Linked DNA regions of Homo sapiens: region 1 is linked to region 2. The links are chromatin contacts, found by Hi-C in ENCODE. All regions are on one chromosome and are shown on one strand. The core of a region is the stretch at or near the end of the contact, and the rest is flanking DNA. Distances in the headings are between cores, read along the strand shown.

The links. Hi-C counts contacts between places; a loop is a spot of excess contacts on that map. Pooled maps may share reads with other maps.
Region 1: a loop to region 2 is called in a pooled map, with 2.2 times the contacts of the local background. The contact joins the enhancer-like site here to the promoter of KLF8 in region 2. A Hi-C loop is called at or near these places in 3 of 50 pooled maps.

What each region holds. Positions count from the first base shown.
Region 1 is chrX:56,797,922-56,803,892 of GRCh38, forward strand. All of the region lies in intron 2 of NBDY (negative regulator of P-body association), which reads left to right. Among named protein-coding and RNA genes, the nearest start is that of NBDY, 72 kb to the left of the region's middle. RefSeq lists enhancers at 2,953-3,022, 5,522-5,661. Within about 2 kb of position 3,055, at least 7 of the 41 ENCODE cell types and tissues checked have a DNase peak (open chromatin) inside an H3K27ac peak, as active enhancers do.
Region 2 is chrX:56,228,612-56,234,623 of GRCh38, forward strand. KLF8 (KLF transcription factor 8) reads left to right here and starts at 3,745. Exons shown (of 6, transcript NM_007250.5): 1 at 3,745-4,730. The coding sequence starts at 4,724.

The DNA of each region.
Region 1 (5,971 bases), core at 1,805-4,304, 570 kb after region 2:
CACACACGCAGGCACACTGACACATAAAGTCACACATACACAACCAGACCAATAAACAGGTAACCTCACATGGGCACAGGGGTTGGGGCTCAAGCATTCTCACACTTAGAGGTAAACAAACACACAAAGCCACAGGCATGAGACTGCCCACACTGTCTCATACGGGCTCTTAATCTCTGACAAGCAATGGGCTATGGGCAAGCATTCCTGGCTTCAGGCCTGGGTCCTCATGCCATTGATTGGGCAACTTGGCTTTCTCCCAAAAATGAATGCGGGCAATCTTTTATCAGAAAGGCCACAGCAGCAGATGTGAAACTGGAGCATCCTGGGTCAACCCGCTTAAAAACAGACTCCCCTTTCAGATAGAGGCAGAGAGAGTCCTGTTGGGATCCTTAGCCCTTTGTGATGTCATGGGAATCTGTGGCAACGTGGTGGCCTTTTTGAGTCCCCCTAAGCCACATCCTCCCACCCCTGCCTGTGTGAAAGCCAGGACAGCCTGTGCAGAGTCAGACTTGCACGAGTTGCTGAGTGTGCTTTCTAAGGGATACACCTGCCTCAGGTCCTGTGGCTCCCTGTTGAGCAGTCTGCCCGTTCTGGTGACCTCCATCTGCCAGCCCAAGGCGGTAAACTACCTAGAGCCTTTGGGAGGACTCCTAGTCCTGCAGTAAAACCTTGTGTAAGCCAGCTGAGTGACCAGCACCTTGTCTTGGAACGGCAGCCCTTTAATCCCAAGCCTCTTGTGTCCCAGTGCCCATGATTATCTGTCATTTGTCTTTTACTTTCTGCAGGAGCAGGAGACATGAAACCTGGAGAAGGCCAAAGAAGGGCAAAGACTGGCTGCCTAAACAGTATTCCTGCAGGGTCTCCAGCCTACTGGTCCTTGGTCATTGGGACCTGTGAGTTTTGGTGGTCAACCTGGGACCAGTTGGCTCGTTCCTTTCTCTCCCTCCTGTCTTTTTCTCGTTCTCCTTCCTATTTGCTTTTTTCACATTGGAAAAGGTGGAGGCCCTCAGGGTGGAGGAGCAGGGTTACAACTGTACTTGGCGTTTGTGGAGCCATAGTGCCATCAAGTGGAAATTGTTTCTGGAAATGGGAGGCACCTGAGCTCATGTGCTGAGGAACGCTCGGGAGTGCCAGACAGATGGTGGTGTGGAGCCCCCAGGCTGAAGCTGGGAGAGGAACTCCTGTCTGGCCCATGGTCTATGCTCATTCCCAGGATAGCGCCCTGGCTCCACAGCTCTCTTTGTAAGAATGGACAGGCAGGGGCGGCCCACCATGGGTTCCCCTGGCAGCCCCCAGAGACTGCTTGGCATGAGTTGCCCCACCCCAGCATCCCAAAACTTCTTTGTTCCCAGGGAGGATAGGGTGCCCCTGTCCCTGCGTGGCCCCAGCCAAGGGCACCCCTGAACTCTCCACAAAAGAGACCAGAGCAAATGGCCCCAGTCTCGGCAGTCAGTGAACAGTGGTTTCTCTTAAACCCATTTCAAGATGGGGAAGCTCCGCCCACTGGGCTGACTGGTCTTGGGGCTGCCAGACTGTTCTGTCCCCGGGCCTCTAGCTTAGCTGCTTCTTCATGGAGTTCCAATGGCAGGTACACTTCCTTAAGGGCTCTGAACCCCAGTGGGGGAAACCCTGGCTTGGGCCTAGTCTACCCAGCCTGGCACATCCTCGCTGATATCTGTGACTGGAAGAAGGCAAGTGTCCTTGTAGTCTGTTGTCAAGAAACACCTTCCGCCGGATGGCACTGTGACTCCACAAATGGCAATCACCCCTTTTCCTTCCTCCACTTTGCCTTTCTCTCCTTCCTTTTGCTGCCAACCAAACAAAACAAACACACACAAAAAAAACAAAGAAACAAAGAAACTGCCCAAGCAGCACCCACCTCATCTTCAACAGGGCTCCCCACCTATGTGGTTACTTTGGGGAAACTTGCAACAGTAGGAGTGATGTCTGCCTCTCCTACCCTCTGGATTCTTCTCTGGGCAGGGGGTCCCAGTAATCCAGAGGAGCCTATCCTCAAGAAATGCTATGCTTTTGCTGTGGATTTGTAGCACCGGGGGCAGTGTGAGGGGGTAAAGGGGGAGGGGTGTGTGGGTGTTTAGGCCTGTGTGTGGGCCGCTGCAGATTCTTCTATGAATCTGCACAGGTCTCCTCAGAAGGAGACTGGTGCCTGCCTAGGGAAAACATAGGAAGAAAAGAATGCAGGAAGATCTGGACTGTGTCCTTAGGGGTGGCAAGGTGACTTTGAGTGTCAGAAATCCTCATTTGTAATATTTAACTCCCATCTCATCTAACTTTTTTCCTGTCTTCATCTGTGCTTCTATATGTTCTCAGGCACATACATGCATCCCCACCAATACTCACTAAAAGGTGTCTGCCCAGGCACCTGTGCTCACACTCAGATCCCCACATCTAGGTAACTCTCAATGGGAAGGGTTCTTCAGCTTCCCGGTTTTCTCTTATTCATTTTTGTTCTCCCTTTCTGTCTGGCTTCCCAGTATTTGCTGGTGGAGTGTGTGGGATGGTGTGGGGGTGGGGGCAGTGTGGAGCAGCGCAGTCTCTTGGCTCCACTGGCCTCTGTGTGGACCCAGTACAAACCCTGGCCTAAGGGTCTGATGCTTTTCTCTGGTAGGTGACTCTTCTTGTACGAAGGCACAAGAGGCCATTTGGGCAGCCACCTTTCCACCTGGGATATCCTGCATTTCAGTTCACTCTCAACCTCATTGCTCACCCTGATTCTTTGTGTACTTTTGGAGTTTTTCTTCCTTCACTTTTTTCTTCTTCACTCTTTACTTTTCATCAATTTCTGGTTTAGGGAGTTCAGGATCAGCCTGCAAAAGCAGGGTCGGGTGGGCACAGGAATGTCCTTAGGGAGAGTAAGCCTACTTTTCCTAAGGAAATCAGAAGGACCCGGGCTGAACCCTGGGGGTGTAAGCAGCATCCCCCTCCCCTATCTGCCTTCTGTCAGTGTTGCCATAGGTGGCTCATTACCTCCTTTCTCTGGTATCCATTTCCTCCCCGTTTTACATCTCTCCTCCCACCCATTTCCGGGGTACTTCCCTACCCAGGCCTTGTAGATTAGAAGCCCGTGGCCCCTTGCAGTGCGCTGATGACATCTGGAGGGCATGGCTCAGCCTGCACCTCTGTCCTCTGTAGCTTCTCTAGGCCTACTTGTAGATCAAAGCCCTTGATACCACTCGGAAAAGAACCCATCAACAAGAAGCTTCTTGGTGTTGTGTCCTTTCACCGGGACATCACAGGTTTCTCTTTGCCTCTTGTTGTGTATGCCACCATGCAGTGAGGCACCCCTGAACTAGGTCCTTCAGGACAGCTGCTGTGGCGTGAAGCTGCCACTTCTTGTTCTTATTGTCTTTCTGGTTCTTCTTCCTCTTCCTCCTCCTCCTCTTTTTTCTTTTTCTTTTTCTTCTACTCCTTCTCCTTCTCCTTCTCATTTTTCTCTTCTTTCTTCTCTTTTTCCTTTCACTTTTGGCTCTTGGCGGGTCAAGCATTATACTGAGACTGCTTCTTCCTCTGCTCCTGGTGATGCAGGATGCCCCTTTGCAGAACAAAAGTGAGAAAGGCCTCATTTGTTCTTAAAGGAGCAGATATGAAGGTCACCAGTTCAGTCCCTCTGGTGTTCCACAAAGGCGCCAATGTGTTACTTTTCATGAAATGTCACCATGAACCCACCCCTTAACCTGTTCCTCATGGCTCACCATTCTTTCCCATTCTCTTTGTGGATGCTCTAAATGTGTAATCCTGAGCCAGCAGGAGCCTTGGCAAGTTGTCCCCCTTTGTCTTTTCTTTCAATCCAGCCATGTGAACACAACGATCCAGATTTCAGTGTGTATAGGCAGGCTGTCTCTCCCACGTGCCCATTTGCCCACTCTCACTCACACAGGCAGGCACCCAGAGACCACAGACACAGACACAACCACATGGACTCACAGGGAAACCCCGACAACCACAAATATAATCACAAACACACATGCACAGGGAGATACACACACAGACACAAAGACATACACTAACACATGCACACTCACAAACTCATAGACACACACACACACACACACACACACACACACACACACAAATCCTCACACAGGCCCAGGGGTGCGGGCTCAAGCATTCACCCACACAGACGCACACACACATGTGTCGCCATAGCCACCAGACTGCCCACGAACTCTCCCATAAAGGCTCTCAGTCGGCCACAGGCAATGGGCTATGGGTGAGGATTCCTGGCTCCAGGCCTGGGTCATTATGCTGTTGATTGGGCACCTAAGGCCTTCTCCTGAGAATGAATGCGGGAAGTCTGTTATCAGATAAGCCCCAGCAGCCAGTGTGAAACTGGAGCCTCCTGGGTCAACCTGCTTAAAAAGGGACCACACCTTGGGTAGAGGCAGACAGTCCCCTTGGGACCCTTGGCCCTCTGTGATGCCATGGGAATCTGTGTTGCGTGGTGGCCTTCCCCAGTTCCCCTAAGCCACCCTCATGTCACCCCTCCCCCCCACCCCATGTGAAAGCCAGGACAGCCTGCACAGAGTCAGACTTCAGTCAGTTGCTGAGTATCCCCTCTGAGGGAGATTCCTGCCACACGCCCTGTGACTGCCTGTTGAGCTGTTCGCTCATTTTGGTGACCTCCATGTGCCAGCCCAAGGTGGTAAACTCTATCTGGAGCTCCAGGCTTTGGGAGAACCACCAGTCCTGCAGCAAAACCTTGGGTAATTCAGCTGGGTGACCAGCACCTTGTCCTGGGGCGGCAGCCCCATGATCCCAGTCTTCCTGTGGTTTCCCAGTGGCCATGATTATGTATCATTTGTCTTCTATTTTTCTGCATGAGCATGAGCCATGAAACCTGGAGAGGGCCAAAGGAAAAGCAAAGGCTGGCGGCATAAAGAGGATTTCCGCAGTGTCTCCTGCCTACTGGTCCTAGGTCGTAGGGTCCCTTAAGTTTGGTGGTCAACCTGAGACCAGGTGGCTGGCTCCTTTTTATCCTCCCTGTCTTTTTTTTGTTTCTCTTTCCCTTTTCTTTTTTTCACATTGGAAAGGGTGGAGGCCGTCGGATTGGAGGGGCAGGGTTAAGCTTGTAGTTGGCCTTTGTAGAGCCATAGTGCCATCGAGCGGAATCTGTTTCTGGAAACTGGAGGCAGCTGGGCATGAGTGCTGGAGAAATCCCAGGAGCACGAAAGAGATGGTGGCGGTGTGGGGCCCCCAGGCTGAAGCTGGACGAGAGAGGAACTCCTGGCTGGCCCTTTGCCCTTGCTCATTACCAGGATGGCACCCGGGCTCCACAGCCCTCTCCGAAAAAAGGGCAGGAAGGGGCGGCCCTCCATGGGTTCCCCTGGCCATCTCCAGGAATTGCCGGGCAGGAGTCGTCCCGCCCACAGCACCCCACAGCTCCTTGGTTCACTGGGAGGATAGGGGACCTCTGGCCCCAGCGTGATTCCAGGCAAGGGCACCCCAGAACTCCCCACAAAAGAGACCAGTGTAAACGACCCCAGTCTCGGCCGTCAGTAGTCAGTGGCTTCCCTTAAGCCCACCTCAAGATGGCTGCCAGGGCACCTCCGCACTCTGGACTGACTGGTCTTGGGGCTGCCTGGCTGCTCTGTCCCTGGGCCTCTAGATTAGCTGCTTCTCCGTGGGGTCCAAATGGCAGGCACACTTCCTTCAAAGGTTTAAAACCGCGATGGGGGAAACTCTGGCTTAGTCAGAGTCCACCCAGCCCGACATATTCTCGCTGAAGTCTGTGCCTGTCAGAAGGCAAGTATCCCTGCAGCCGGTCGTGTTCAGAAACAACTGCCGCTGGATGGCAGTGTGGCTCCAGAAATGGCAGTCACTTATTTCCCTTGCTTTTCTCTTTCTCCTTTTGCTTCCAACAAAACAAAACAAAACAAAAAGAAAAGAAAGAAAGAAAGAAACCGGCCAAGGAGCGCTCACCTCATCTACAGCAGGACTCCCCACCTAC
Region 2 (6,012 bases), core at 2,495-4,994:
CAGGCTTTCTTCTCTCAGCTAACTAGATTTCCTTCTCCAAAATATCTTTATCCTTTGCTGGCAGTAACCTTAGTGCTGTCCTCTGGGACATGTGAGGAACTTAACACTGGTTCAACATTAGCGGAGGGGCAAAAGGTCTCCTTCTAGCTGAGCTCGCAGAAGGAATATGCTCTCTGGGGAACTGTGGAATAAGAAGAAAAGTGGGTGAGGAGGACAATTTTGTTCCCACTAGGTCTGAACTATGCCCTGGTTTTAGCTACATTTTTGTTGTTCCACAAACAACAGTGATTTAATGAATGCAGATTTTTCTGTTTGTATATTGCTTGACTTCCCTTTCATTCCCCAGCCCAGCTTTACCCAGCTGAGGTCCTAACTCCCCTCCCATCTACCCACCCTTCCTCACTTTGCCCTATTCTGCCCCACCTTCCTGTCAGGCCCAGCTTCTCAAGCCTTCTTTTTTTTATTGTTGTTGTTCTACTGGGAGCAGAGAGGGTGGAGTCCTCTTACTGAGGCTTTTCCTCCTCCCTTCCCTCCAGCCCTCAGACTGGGCTCCACCCTGGTAGTTTGTCAGCTGGCTTTCAGGAGGAGGAGAAGCGGGATGATGAAGAGGAGAAAGAGAAGAAGGGAAGAACAGCATATGTGGGCCCAGAATCGTGTCTGCATATTTCTCAGCTGCTTTTCATTAGGTTCCACACTTAATTTAACACTCCTCATCTGATTACTTGGATATATAGAGGAAAGCACAGGCTGCTTCTTCAAGCAGTCTCCCTCACGCATAAGGTGGGATGGAAGGAGTTGAAAATATCGCAGGTTGCTATTTGGTTCATGTTTATTCTAGCCAGCTAAAGAAAGGAGAGCCTGAGGTGTTTCCTAGACGGACAGGGAAATTTATCAAAACTTCTAGTTCCCCATACCTGCTCCCTCACACCCTTTCGTGTGACATAGACAACACCAACCACATGCTGATTATTTCTATGTGTCAAGAGTAAAAGAATATAAAGGCAAACTCCTGCCTTTGACATTAACTGTGGTCATGGGTTTCATAGTTCCCTGTGAACCATCTTTGGGTCCTAATTTGAGTGAGACAGAGGCCATCTCTAAAGGACTTGAAGGGGAAATGTGGACTAATAGGCTGTGTGCGTACAGTGAAATTGAGGGTTCATCCACTGGAGCCTCTTAGAATGGATGTTCTCATTCCACCGCCCCCCAACACCTAGCATTGTTCTTGATAAAGCACAGGTGCTCAATACATTTTATTGACTGAATAGATGAAAGAACAGATGGGAAAGGATCTTGGGTTTGTTTTTCCAAGTTTCAATAACTTCAAGTTTTCCAAAAACTGAATTTGCCATCTAAGGTCTAAGTTTTCCCCACAAATAAAGTTGAGGCAGTATTTCTAAAACAAACAAAAAGCTAGAGCTTAAAATAAATTTGTCAACAATAAAGACTTTTAATAAAATATAAACTGTTAAGCTATCTGTGTATGGATCGACCTTCTTGAAAAGCTATTTCAGACTGAAAAAGTAACTCGATGACCTTAAGGCACACCCACTGTATTCAGGGCTAGTAGTGGCTACTCTTTTCAAAATGTTACTTCAGCAATCTACTCATTTTCATCTGCACATCACAAAAATGCATTTATTATTGATATAAACTGCTTAATGTCTTTCACACACTTGAATCTAAGAGAAAACTTTTCAGCATTGCTCAAAACAGTGCTGTAGTGGTAAGAATCCTATATTGGATAATACTCCCCAAATTTTATACATTGAGAAACAAAGCCTCCAAGGAATAAAGTAAATTTTTTAAATGAAGGCATAGAGAGTTGTACACTTCTCTGTATGATTCCATCTCAATATATCTTACCTTGTAAGCTTGGCAGGGGTGCAGGTCGTGGTGAAGAGATATAGTGAGATAGAGAGTTATTTATGAAACCCCTACTACAGGGACATTCTTTTATGAAACAAATACATATGCATGTGTATTTATTTAACCTGTCACTAAGTTTCCACATCTGTAAAATGGGGATAGCAATGTCTACCCATAGGATTGTCAGAAGGATTCAATGAGTTAATATACATAAGAGGCTTACAACAGAGTTTAGTACATAGTTAATGCTCAATAACTATTATTATTGTTAATAATAATATAACTTGGCATCCAAGTTACAGAAATGAGATCGCCTGGTGCTTCAGCTCAAGGACTTTATAGTTTAGTAGGGGGAGGCAATTATACCAACAAATATGTGCCCCGAGGTAGAGAAGGGCACAGAGGAAGCAATGGTCAGTTTTGCCTGAAGAAATTAAGTAAGGAGGGGAGATGACCTTGAGTTAGTCCTTTCAAGAAAGTGGACAGATTCATTGGAAGGACATGCAAGAAAAAAAAAGGTGGACAGAGAGCTTAGTCTATTTCAGTCAGAGAAAGTAAAGCAACCCAAGGCATAGAGATTGGAAACAGCTTGGAATTCCCAGGGATTTGTAATCCAGGTAAAGCCCAGGAGAACAGCAAAATCTCTGCTGCTTGAGAGGCAGACAAAGGCCAGATCACAGCAGGTTAAAGGATGAGTTCCAGGGTGCTGCCTTGGATGTATGGTGGTGCCATTCAGGTAGTTGGTGAACTACAGGAGGAAGAACAGAGTGTTTTGGGGAAAGGAAGGTAGATGAGATGCACAGAAGACATTCAGGCAGAAATATCAACTAAGTAAGTAGACCTATGTGTTCGAAAGTACTGGGCTGAGGCCTTCCGTTTCCTTATTTTTTTAAATAAAGGGCACAGAGAATATAACAGTACCTAGTTCCCAGGGTTGTTATTGGGACTAAATGGGGAAATGTTGAATGTAAAAGCACCTGGCTCAGGGACTTGCCCATATTAGGTGCTGAATACATGGCAGATATTATTATTTCTCCTGTCTCTTTGCTCTTCCTCCCTCTGCTTTGTTTCTTGTCTCTCTTCTTTTTCCTCCTCTTTAAAAGAATTGTGGTAGGGAAGAGGCACTGAAAATGGGCTGTGGTTGCTTGTGACTTCCTGGCCTCCCATTAAAATGAGCTAGAGAGAGACTTTCAGGCAAGCGTAAAGAAATCCTGGAAACATGGCTCCTATCCTGTGGATTCAGCTTTACGGGGATCTTCGCCAATGCCTGGCTGAGAGGCGGTCTCAGGGGGTTGAGAACTCTATTCTTAGAGGTCTGGTATCTGGGAGACTGAGAAAGCCTTTCTTAAGTCTCCCTGCTGGGCCACGCTGTATTCACAGATCATCTTCAACTCCTTCTTCTTCCCCACCTACTCCTTCGCCCTCACCTCCTTGGCTTATCTCTTGCTAGAAAATGCACCAAGCTCCAATCTCCGTTCCTTTTAGCTTCCTCCCTGAGAAGACACTGTGACCTCGCTGTCCTTGTTCGTGTTACCATGGAGAGGTAGGAGGATAAATATCGCTTCCAGTTGTCAGCTTTTTTGTTTTCTCCTTTCCCTCTTAGACAGCCCCCAGCCCCAATCCCAGTACCCGTTTCACCACCCTCCCCTGGAGAATTAGCATAACCGGAGTAAATAGGTAATCAAGCAGTGTGCTTGCAAGCCTTAATTTTGGGACAGATAAGGAAGTGAAATTGATTGGAATTATACCTGCCGCTGCTGGAGGCTGAGGGAGGCGGCCGCCGGAGGCGAGGCCAGCTCTGTCGGCCCAGGGCCCCGCCCCACCCCCTCCTTCCTCCCTCCTCCTTCTCAGCCCCACCCTTCTCCACCTCCTCCCACTTTGCACTCTCCTCTAGCGGCCGCCTGTCCTTTTTAAGGAACTCCACCCTAGGTGGAGTCCTCACGATAGTCACACCTCTCCTTTGGGCCTAGCAGGGCCAGAGAAAGACGGAATCACTCTACCCACTCAGGTTGCCCAGAGAGCACTTTAGGTTCTGACTCGCGTGGGGCGCGAGGTACCCCGTGGGGCAGCTAGGTGCCTCCAAGAAACCCCGCCCCAGAGGACCCGCACGAGTTGCTGCCATTTTTCGCTGAAGCCCCTGCCCTGGGGCTGGTGTTCTTCTCTATGATTCTACCAATCGTCGGCATTTTTTTCCTCCCTTCTTTCTTTTTAGGAAGGCGCTGGGGTGTGCGGCGGCAACGGCGGCGGTGAAGGGATCCTCTTGTGGTATCTCCTCGTGGGTTCCTGTCTTGAAGGATTTCTTCTCCGCCTCAACTTTATGTTCAAGTAGCGCTTTGGGGGTTGGGTTGGTTTTCATAGCCCCCACCCCCGGCCCTCTCCTTTTAAAGGGTGTGTGGAGTTCAGAGGATGGGTGGAGAGCGGGCTTGGCCGGAACTGAATTGGTAGAGGTAAAAGGGGAACGGAGGACCTTAAGCTCTGGCCACTTCGGCCCAGCGAACCCACTTTATTTTTGTCCAAGGAAAAGCTGCAGGGGGGAGGATTCTTTTTAGGAAGTCTACTCTGCCGGCCCCTGATTTTTGGGTTGGATGCTTGAGAGCTTTGTTTCCCTTGTTCCGAGAGTGGCCCAGCTGGGTCTGAATCGACTCCCTCCCCTTTCGACCCCCTCCTCATTTTCCAGCCCGGAGAAATAGGGGAGTGGGGGCCCAAGAACGAGAAGACGAGAACGCGTCGCCCTGCGCTATGTCAGAATGGGGCGGGTGTGAGGGGAACAGCTCTCTTGCGATCAGCTCAGGAGTATGAGCCTCCCGGAGGACGGCATGAGTTCTGGACACTTCAGGAGTCCTCAGCTAGTGACATGGTCGGTAAGTGACTCTGGGACTAATACCCACCCACTCCCACCTCTTTCGTCTAGATTCTATCCCCCTCCCAGTCCCCCTGCTCCCCCCACACACCCCACTTGGGGTTTCAGCAGTGGGGGCGGGAGCGGAAGGTTAAGAACACTATGTGGAATCAAATGAAACTCAAGGGAAAATGACTTTGCTAAAGGGCTGGGCAAAGAAAGGCCAAGAAGGAGAGGAGAGAGCTTGGTGGAAGAAGTGAAAGGGGGCAAGAATGGATGGATTTGTCTAGTCTAGTCTCCCCTGGCTCGGCACTCCCAATACTCCTTAAGCGGTAAGGATTGTCTTTGACTTAACCCCACACAGCCAAAGTCACAACCAGAGAGAACAGGATTCACAAGGCCAAAGCTCCCAGGTAACCCCCTGAAGCCATAGCGGGTACCTAGAGAAGCTTCTGAAAAGAAGGAGGAGGGGACAGTGGTTTAAGGTGCAAAGTTAGGCTATTGGAGGCACAGAGTGAGGCCTGGAAGCAGCTGCGGGGGAGGAGCTGCTTTGGGCGTGCCAGCTCTTTAAGGAGGGGCTGAGCTTGGTTGGAGAAGGAAGCCAGAGCCTAGGCTCTGCTCCGGCCCTTTAAGACGTGGCCAAGGCAGTTGGTTCGTCTGTGTAGGTGGAAGACTGACTGGGCCGAGTTGCTGTGATTGCTGAAGTGAATCCATTTGTTTAGCCACTTGGCGGAGCTGTCTTTTTGTGGGCTTTTTTTTTTAACCCTAAGAATTTGGGAAAAAATAAATCACATCCAAACAGGTGGCCAAAGGCACCATGTCTTATTTCTTTTGGTATTATATTCATCGTGAAGAAACGCATTTATTAAGCACCTGTCACCCAGTGTGGTAATAATTGAGCAAAAAGAATAATCTTTAAATTTGGATTTGAAACTGATGGAGATTGCCATGGTTTGGGGTAATCTGCTTTGAAACCCTAGTATCACCACTTATTAGCTGCATCACCCTGGGCCTTGCTTTTCTCTTCCATAGAATGCAGATTAATAATTCTATCTCAGTAGATACTCGGGTGGATGAAATATCTTGTGTATGTGGCAGAGGCTGCCACTTGTATCTTAGTTCAACTTCCCTTTTCTACTCAGTTTGGAACTATTTTTCTGGACCACTGCTGATAAAATTAGTGTTTTTCTGTCCTTAAAACACCTTCCAGATGTGGTAAAACGAAACTTAGGAAGACTGAATTAGTTTGTCCAAAGGCTGAGGCTAGAACACAGGTTTTATTTGCTTCTGATTTAACATTGTTT